Linked DNA regions of Mus musculus: region 1 is linked to region 2. The links are chromatin contacts, found by Hi-C or POLR2A ChIA-PET in ENCODE. All regions are on one chromosome and are shown on one strand. Each heading gives the region's core, a stretch centred on a gene start or an enhancer-like site at or near the end of the contact. The rest is flanking DNA. Distances are from core to core; before and after follow the strand shown.

What was found. A loop is a pair of places that touch in the nucleus more often than their neighbours do. ChIA-PET counts read pairs that join two places held with the same protein, here RNA polymerase II (POLR2A).
Region 1: a loop to region 2 is called in a map of CH12.LX, with 6 times the contacts of the local background. The contact joins the promoter of H2bc21 here to the promoter of Mcl1 in region 2. A Hi-C loop is called at or near these places in 2 of 37 maps with a recorded cell type or tissue (CH12.LX and T-helper 17 cell). POLR2A ChIA-PET finds 5 or more read pairs at or near these places in 1 of 5 experiments (Patski).

Annotation. Positions count from the first base shown.
Region 1 is chr3:96,218,427-96,222,653 of GRCm38, forward strand. It overlaps H2bc21 (H2B clustered histone 21), which reads left to right and starts at 2,646. Exons shown (of 1, transcript NM_178214.4): 1 at 2,646-4,227. The coding sequence starts at 2,740. The coding sequence ends at 3,120. It overlaps H2ac21 (H2A clustered histone 21), which reads left to right and starts at 1,459. Exons shown (of 1, transcript NM_178213.5): 1 at 1,459-1,928. The coding sequence starts at 1,490. The coding sequence ends at 1,882. H2ac20 (H2A clustered histone 20) reads right to left here and starts at 2,454. Exons shown (of 1, transcript NM_175662.2): 1 at 1,987-2,454. The coding sequence starts at 2,418. The coding sequence ends at 2,029.
Region 2 is chr3:95,656,804-95,661,475 of GRCm38, forward strand. Mcl1 (myeloid cell leukemia sequence 1) reads left to right here and starts at 1,918. Exons shown (of 3, transcript NM_008562.3): 1 at 1,918-2,684; 2 at 2,958-3,205; 3 at 3,904-4,672. The coding sequence starts at 2,054. The coding sequence ends at 4,020.

The DNA of each region.
Region 1 (4,227 bases), core at 1,396-3,895, 560 kb after region 2:
TAATTTTCCCTTATAGAGGAAAGTAATGGTGGACAAGTTACTTCATTATGCCCAATATCTGGTTAGTGAAATATTATGAATAAAGTCATAAAGAGTATATTCTGAGTCTGAAACACTTGGGTTAGCGAGGGACTACAATGCCCTTTAACAAGGGTCTAAATCCCCTTGAGCCCTTTTTTCTTTACCCACAAAACAGAAAATTACATCCACTTTGTAGATGGCCTATAGCACAGGGTGAATCACACTTGGGTTGAGCGATCTCTGTCCCGTTAGCCTTCTTCACAACTCAGATCACTGAGAAGAAAACCAGAGGTCAAGGCGAGGGGGTTCACTGACTCTTTAAGCAGAACCTCACAAGGTGCCAGGGATATGTGTACGAGATTTTCCTGTTATCTGGGTTTTGTTCTCAGCCCCAAATGCCTCAAAAGTTAATGTTGTTAGAACTTGCATAGCAGAATGGCTGTCTAATGCTAACAAAATACCCTGCAAACTTAAGAATAGTTTAGAATGTAACTGTAACTTCTAGAATTAGATACAGTTCCCTTAACAGGCTCCCTCACCGTTCACCCCCCACCGTCTTATCTTGGTACCTGAAAGTTTTTGGGTGCAATTCTTGGGATAGGGCAAAGGAATGCAGAGCTCATGTTTCAGATGCTAATATGATGCTTGTTGAGACAAACGAGTTAAACATTTAGTAAACGCCTGATACCGGAGTCTGAGCTTGTGAAGCGAATCTGAATTAGCTGGAAGCTTGTAAGCCTCGCCAGAGGGAAGAGCTGGGGATAGGACAGTTCAGCTGAACTCGCGGATTTTTTAGTGGGGAGAGAACCGGAGCAGGGTAAAGAAAACCCCAGATCAAACGAGGACATCTTAAAAGCTAGAGGGAAAAGGTGGTGGCAGACACCTCCTAGAGGTCAAAGACGATGGATACAATGTCATCTAGCCCTTGGTCAAACGACCCAGGGGCAAAGATGGGGAGCCACTGTCAAGGGTAAGGAAGCGAAGCAACTTTCCTAATTCCTTTACGGAGCCTGCTTGTGTGAGACATGGAGAGTAATTTAAAGCTCCGGGGTGGGGGTGGGGACAGAGCAAAATCCCATACTTCAAGGGGAGTGTTTCGAGTTTTGTGCTCTTGGTTGTTTGTTTAGATTTTTCAGCTCTAAACTGGGCAAACAAAACAAACCTCTATAAATTACCACAATAAACAGCTCCGCGAAATTCTTCTGCCCTTAAAATCCTACGATGTAAGTGAGGGCCTTTAAATGTGGCTCTCATCGATTGGTAAATTCCTTTTTCAAAAAATTCGTCATTTCCTGTACTGCAGGATGTAAACCACCGAGTCTAGCTTCTGCTTTCCCATTGGCTGTTGGAGACAGCTCCATTTTAAGCCAATCAAGCTACTTTTCCTTCACCCCTCCCGATAGATCTTATAAATTCACCTTTCCATATCCTTCCCTTGGAAAAAGCAGCAGAAATTGCTTATTCCGCCATGTCTGGCCGTGGCAAACAAGGAGGCAAGGCCCGCGCCAAGGCGAAGTCGCGGTCGTCCCGCGCCGGGCTGCAGTTCCCGGTGGGGCGTGTGCACCGGCTGCTGCGCAAGGGCAACTACGCGGAGCGCGTGGGCGCCGGCGCGCCGGTGTACATGGCGGCGGTGCTGGAGTACCTAACGGCCGAGATCCTGGAGCTGGCGGGCAACGCGGCCCGCGACAACAAGAAGACGCGCATCATCCCGCGCCATCTGCAACTAGCTGTGAGGAACGATGAGGAGCTCAACAAGTTACTAGGGGGAGTCACCATCGCCCAGGGCGGGGTCCTCCCCAATATTCAGGCTGTCTTACTTCCGAAGAAAACGGAAAGTCATAAGCCTGGAAAGAACAAATAACTATTATCCCTTTCCACACAAAAAGGCTCTTTTAAGAGCCACCAAAGTGTCATCCAAAGGGCTGGTCACAAACTGGCGCGTTAGCTAGCTCCTTTGTAAAAGATTTGGTGGCTCTAAAAAGAGCCTTTTTGGATTCGTGTTGAGTTTCACTTGCTCTTAGCCTTGTGGCTCTCGGTCTTCTTGGGCAGCAGCACGGCCTGGATGTTGGGCAGGACGCCGCCCTGTGCGATCGTCACTTTGCCCAGCAGCTTGTTGAGCTCCTCGTCGTTGCGGATGGCCAGCTGCAGATGGCGCGGGATGATGCGCGTCTTCTTGTTGTCGCGGGCCGCGTTGCCCGCCAGCTCCAGGATCTCGGCCGTTAGGTACTCCAGCACCGCCGCCATGTATACCGGCGCGCCGGCGCCCACGCGCTCCGCGTAGTTGCCCTTGCGCAGCAGCCGGTGCACACGCCCCACCGGGAACTGTAGCCCGGCCCGGGAAGACCGCGACTTGGCCTTGGCGCGGGCCTTGCCTCCCTGTTTGCCACGGCCAGACATAACTTAGAGTATAATGTAGGACACACCGAGGTGACAACTTCTGTAAAGCTAGGTTGATTCGTCTCTAAGGCCTTTATAGGCGCTCCTAGGGGTGGGGTGAGGAGGGAGCTTTTCATTGGTGGTTATTTGGCCCCTGAGAAGTCCAATGAAATCTGAAATTTTAGGCTTGTACTGAAAACGCAAGTTTCGCGTATGGGCCAATGGAAATTAAAAGTACTTTGAGACCTAATTTGCATAAGGCGTTCATAAAGGGCTCAAGTCCTCCGGGTCCCTGGTTGATTTTCTACTTACTAGACTGTTTTCCACTGTTTGCTTTTAATCATGCCTGAACTGGCCAAATCTGCCCCGGCTCCCAAGAAGGGTTCCAAGAAGGCTGTCACCAAGGCGCAAAAGAAAGATGGCAAGAAGCGCAAGCGCAGCCGCAAGGAGAGCTACTCCATCTATGTGTACAAAGTGCTGAAGCAGGTGCACCCGGACACCGGCATCTCGTCCAAGGCCATGGGCATCATGAACTCGTTTGTCAATGACATCTTTGAGCGCATAGCAAACGAGGCTTCTCGCCTGGCGCATTACAACAAGCGGTCTACAATCACATCGCGGGAGATCCAGACGTCGGTGCGCCTTCTACTGCCCGGAGAACTGGCCAAGCACGCCGTGTCGGAGGGCACCAAGGCCGTCACCAAGTACACCAGCGCCAAGTAGAGGCCTCCCTGGATGAGGCGCTCGCTGGCCCCTTTGATCTTTTAAAGTCTCTTTTAGTGAGTCACCCGCTCAAATCAGAAGAGAGCTTTGCCACTTGCATTAGTTTCTAGTTCCTATTCCAAAGTTACTCCAAGGGTCTTGAAAAGGGTACACTTCAGAAGTTTTAAGCCTTTGTGGTTTTGAGTTCCCCTGTGGGTATCTGTTTGCAGTTTGCTGCACCCTACTTAGCTTCTTGGAGTTCTTTTTAGACTAGGATAATGGAGGTGGGTCTCTGGGCCCGGTTTCCGTGTTCTAGGCTTTTGGGGTACCATTTACTTGTCGACTTAAAGTGAGATGGTTTCCTTACCCTGGCGAATAGAGGGCTCCAGGACACAGCTAAGACTGTGTCGGCGAATGCTGGGTACCAGCCATCTACAACTGAAACCGCTCTGTCCCTTTACTTGTGTCCTGGGCACCAGCGGTTACGGGGTACTTAGGGTGGTGTCCCTCTAATTTACTGATTTACAAACACGAATGTTCCACGTTGCTGCCGATTTGGTAGAAGTCGGTTATGGTTCTCTATCAGGCTTTAAAATCCCTGTTCGAGGCTTGCTTGGTTTGTTTTGTTCTGTTTTTGTTTTTCCTTTTAATTCTTTGCTTTAACCTCTGCAGTGCCAGATTACCGCAGGCTACTGCTGCTTCTCTGGGCTCATGAAGCGATCTTTCGAATCCACACACGCAGGAATTAGCTTTTTCCCTCCTGTCGTGTCTCCAGGAGAAGTTGTCTCAAGTTCCCTTTGCTTTCTTATTTACACTGTTGCTGATCAAGCTGGGTCTGACAGTTTTATACCTCCAGAGCCCACCAGTGCCTCAACCACAGCAGATGCTACTTTTAAAATTACTTATTGAATTCATTTTTATACCACTGCTTTTTTTAAAATATATTTTTATTAGGTATTTTCATTTACATTTCAAAAGCTATCCCAAAGTCCCCCTTACCCTCCCCACAACACTCCCCTACCCACCCATTCTTGGCCCTGGTGTTCCCTTGTACTGAGGCATATAAAGTTTGCAAGACCAAGGGGCCTATATCACTGCTTTTTAAAATTACTTATTGAATTAATTTTT
Region 2 (4,672 bases), core at 668-3,167:
ACAGAACAAGTTCCAGAGCAGCTGGGGCTACACAGAGTAACCCTGTCTCTAAAAACTGAAACAAAAATGTATAGATTTAATGCATATGTGGATGTCAGGAACAGTGGTTAGGAGCCCGTTTCTTTCCCTTCCAGCACATGGGTTCCAGGGTTTGGCAGCAATTGTCTTTACTTGCTGGACCATCATCTATCTCCCCATGTCTTTTGTTTTGAGCCTCCCAAGTTCTGGAACTGAAGGTATGCAGCCAATTTACAGGGTTTTAAACCCAAGGTTTTATGTTAGGCAAGCATTCTCCAAGTAAGCCACATTTCCAGCTTGCCACTTACTTATCTATCTATCTATCTATCTATCTATCTATCTGGTTTGAGACAGGGTCTCAACCTTTTAACCCTGGCTGATGGGCGCTTCCTATGTAGACCAAGTGTCTTAGTTTGGGTCTCTGTTGCTATGGCAAAGCACCACAACCAAAAGCAGCTTGGGAGAAAAGGGTTCATTGGGCTTAGCTTGCTTCCACATTACTGTTCATCACTGAAGGACATCAGGACAGGAACTCAAACGGGGCAGGAACCTAGAGGCAGAGGCCATGGGCAGGAGCTGCTAACTGGCTTGTTTCCCATGGCTTGCTCAGCCTGTTTTCTTACAGAACCCAGGACCGCCAGTCCATGGAATTCCAGCTTGTGTCAAGTTGATATTAAGTCTAACCAGTCCACCAAAGATCTTCACCGTTTTATATGGTGCTGGGGATCAACCCAGGACTTCTACAAGGGTAGGCAAATTCTCTACCAACTGAGTTACTCCCGTAACCATCCTTTGTTCATTTTAGACAGCAGGCTCATCATGTAGCCAAAAATGAGTTTTAAATTGAGTCTCTTGCCTCTGCCTCCCCAGGCCTGGGCAAGCTCTTCTGCCAATTGAGCTATAGGCCTAGCCACCATAAATGGCTCATATTTTAGACTTTTACTGTTTGGGGATAGGGTAGGGAGCTAGGCTCTTCTGGCAGCCAGAGGTCAACTCTGGAAAGTGGTCTCACTCCTTCATTGTTAGGTGGGTTCTGTGTATTGAACTCAGGTCTTTAGGGCTGGGTTTCAGGAGCCTTTCACCAGTTGAATCTTTCACAGGCTCCACATAAATAACCCCTTAATAGCTGTCCATGAAAAGTCATTTTGGCCAGGCAGTGTGGGGCACGCCTTTAATTCCAGCACTCGGGAGGCAGAGGCAGGAGGATTTCTGAGTTTGAGGCCAGCCTGATCTACAGAGTGAGTTCCAGTGCAGCCAGGGCTACACAGAGAAACCCTGTCTCGAAAAACAAAAAAACAAAAACAAAAAACAAAAAACAAAAAAAACCGGAACGGAAAGTCATTTTGGAACACAGGGAGTGAGGGCTCACAGTAGAAAAATGACAGAGCAGGACTCCCCCTAACTTTTAAGCAAATCAATGGTTAATATTCCTTTGTGTATGAGACTGGAGATGCCCTCCCTGGTTTGCTCTTCCAGGGTTTAACTCCCAGCACCCACCTGGAGGCAGGCACACAACCACAAATACACACAAACAAAAAAGTGTTTAAGACTGGTATGTTATAAAAACACAGCAGGTAGTGCAACGAGAAAGGCTAAGGCAGGACTGCCTAACGTTAGGACCAGCCTGGGCTATGCAGAGTTCCAGGGCAGCTTGAAATTCAAAAACCGACACAGATCAGCAGGCGTTCCCGAGCAGGAACCATTCCCCGGGAAGCCAAGCACTTGGCCAGCCGGGCTGAGAGTTGTACCGGACAAAAAAGCACAATCCGTCCGCGAGCCAAGGCCAGGTACCGCGCTCCGCCAACCGTAGCCGCGGAAGCCGCGAGAGCGCTCCGGCCGGAAGAGGCGCGGAGTGGCCGGGCCAGCCCTCCGGAAACGCCCGCCCCTTTCCCCTTTTACGGGAAGTCCTCGCCTGCGTCAGCACGGCCCTAAGGCGGCGGCAGGGAACGGCCTTCCTCACTCCTGACTTCCGCCTGCCTCCGGTCTGGAGTCGCGGCCTTCCCCGCTCCTTCCCCTCAGCCTGCGGCGTCCGACCATGTTTGGCCTGCGGAGAAACGCGGTCATCGGCTTGAACCTGTACTGCGGCGGCGCCAGCCTCGGCGCGGGCGGCGGTTCTCCGGCAGGGGCGCGCCTGGTGGCCGAGGAGGCCAAGGCGCGGCGCGAGGGGGGAGGGGAGGCCGCCCTGCTGCCCGGCGCGCGGGTGGTCGCCCGGCCGCCGCCCGTGGGCGCCGAGGACCCCGACGTCACCGCGTCGGCCGAAAGGCGGCTGCATAAGTCGCCCGGCCTCCTCGCCGTGCCGCCCGAGGAGATGGCCGCGTCGGCCGCCGCCGCCATCGTGTCTCCGGAGGAGGAACTGGACGGCTGCGAGCCGGAGGCCATCGGCAAGCGCCCGGCCGTGCTGCCCCTCCTGGAGCGCGTGAGCGAGGCGGCCAAGAGCTCCGGGGCCGACGGCTCTCTGCCCTCCACGCCGCCGCCGCCCGAGGAGGAAGAGGACGACCTATACCGCCAGTCGCTGGAGATCATCTCGCGCTACTTGCGGGAGCAGGCGACCGGCTCCAAGGACTCGAAGCCTCTGGGCGAGGCGGGCGCGGCGGGCCGGAGAGCGCTGGAGACCCTGCGGCGCGTGGGCGACGGCGTGCAGCGCAACCACGAGACGGCCTTCCAGGGTAAGCGGCGCCCGGGCCGGGCCGGGCCGTGCGGGAAGAGGGAAGAGCCGGAGCCTGGCTCTGCAACCAGAATTTTCTGGCTGTGAGTCATTGTTTCCGCCCATCTGGCTGTTGGGTTCAAAGACCGGAAAGGGTGGGATGTCACTGTCGGCGTGGGGTCTGCCTGACTGCTCTAGAGCCGGGAGAGCACGGTCCCCTCGTCGTGGGTGGGCAGAAGGGTAGTGCCCCGCTGCAGACAAAGGAGGCCATGAGGTTTCTTGCTTTTCTTCTCAGGCATGCTCCGGAAACTGGACATTAAAAACGAAGGCGATGTTAAATCTTTTTCTCGAGTAATGGTCCATGTTTTCAAAGATGGCGTAACAAACTGGGGCAGGATTGTGACTCTTATTTCTTTCGGTGCCTTTGTGGCCAAACACTTAAAGAGCGTAAACCAAGAAAGCTTCATCGAACCATTAGCAGAAACTATCACAGATGTTCTTGTAAGGACGAAACGGGACTGGCTTGTCAAACAAAGAGGCTGGGTAAGTTCGTCTTGTGATATAAAGGGACCGTGGAGTGGAAATGGGGTGCAGGATTTTGTGAAGGAGAAGGCACCTAGAGGGTTTTTACAAAGTTTCTCTCCGGTTTCAGATTTAATTTATGTATCTCTTGTTGCATGATGTTGGTCGTTGTAGGTGGTAGGTCCAGAGAAAAACTCATTATGACGGTCTTGAATTGTACCAAAAGGTCTTGTATTCTGTAGGTTGTACTTCTAATTCAGTTGGATAATCTTCAGAGCAGTGGATTCAAACCGTGAAGAAGTAAGAGTCACCTGTGATGACTAAATTACATCCCCCTCATTTTAATCAAATGGATAAGGGGTAGAGCCTGCATTTTAGAAGTTAATACCCAAATACACCAGCTCTGGTGTAAGGTGCACTCATTCTCATTAGGAAATACCCATGGGAGAAATACTACATGGGGATGGATCCAAAGAGTGGTTGGTTATGGGCCCTGCTCAGTCTGTGCAAAAATAATTGAGGTGCAATACAACTGCTGTAAGGTAACTGTTGTGTGGTTACTCACTGGAAAGAACTCCAGAAGTGTCTCTTGCATCCCAGAAGTAGGTAATTGGTTCACCATTGTTTGGGGGATATTTTAATTCACCGTTTCTCTGTATGTAGTGTTACAACAGCAGAAACCCATACTTGAAAATGTGCTTTTCTTTTTTGTTTTCTAGGATGGGTTTGTGGAGTTCTTCCACGTACAGGACCTAGAAGGCGGCATCAGAAATGTGCTGCTGGCTTTTGCGGGTGTTGCTGGAGTAGGGGCTGGTCTGGCATATCTAATAAGATAGCCTTGTGAGTGCAATAGGGGACTCTTAAAGCTCCAGCCACCAAACTACATGCATCTGTGAAAACATGTGTATTTATGAAGGTGGACTTGAAGCTGCCCAGGATTTTAACAGTCCAGTTCTACTGTAGCAACATAGCAAAAAGAAAGTGGCTACAGGATTGTGGCTAACAAGAATAAATACATGGGAAAAGTGCTCCCCCTGGAAGAGTCACTGTCTGAATGAAGCAAAGTTCCCTCTCAGCAAACACTGAGAGGCCATGGAGAAGGACTTCTAGAATGAATGAAAGGGGTGGATGGAAAGGTTTGATTTCCTATCTAGAGATGGAAGAGGGGCCAGTCATCAGGCTAGTCACAAAGCTCAATAAATATCCATTACTCTGCTCAGAGTGTTGAGAGAGAAGCCCTAATTAACAACGTTGGTGACTTGTGTAAAATGGATTTGTAACCTACAAGTCACCAAACGATGACTAGAAGCTGCAGTGCTGTACAGGAATGTGAAGGGAGGCCTCTGAGCAGTCCAGGGTGTGCTTGACAAAGTCCCAAGTGCTCAGGACTTTTAGCCCTGTCTACTTTGGCTTGGTTTGGATGATTCTTAAGTTTATTAGCCTAGTGATGGCCAAAAAGTACTTGACTTAAGGTTCACTAATTAGTTA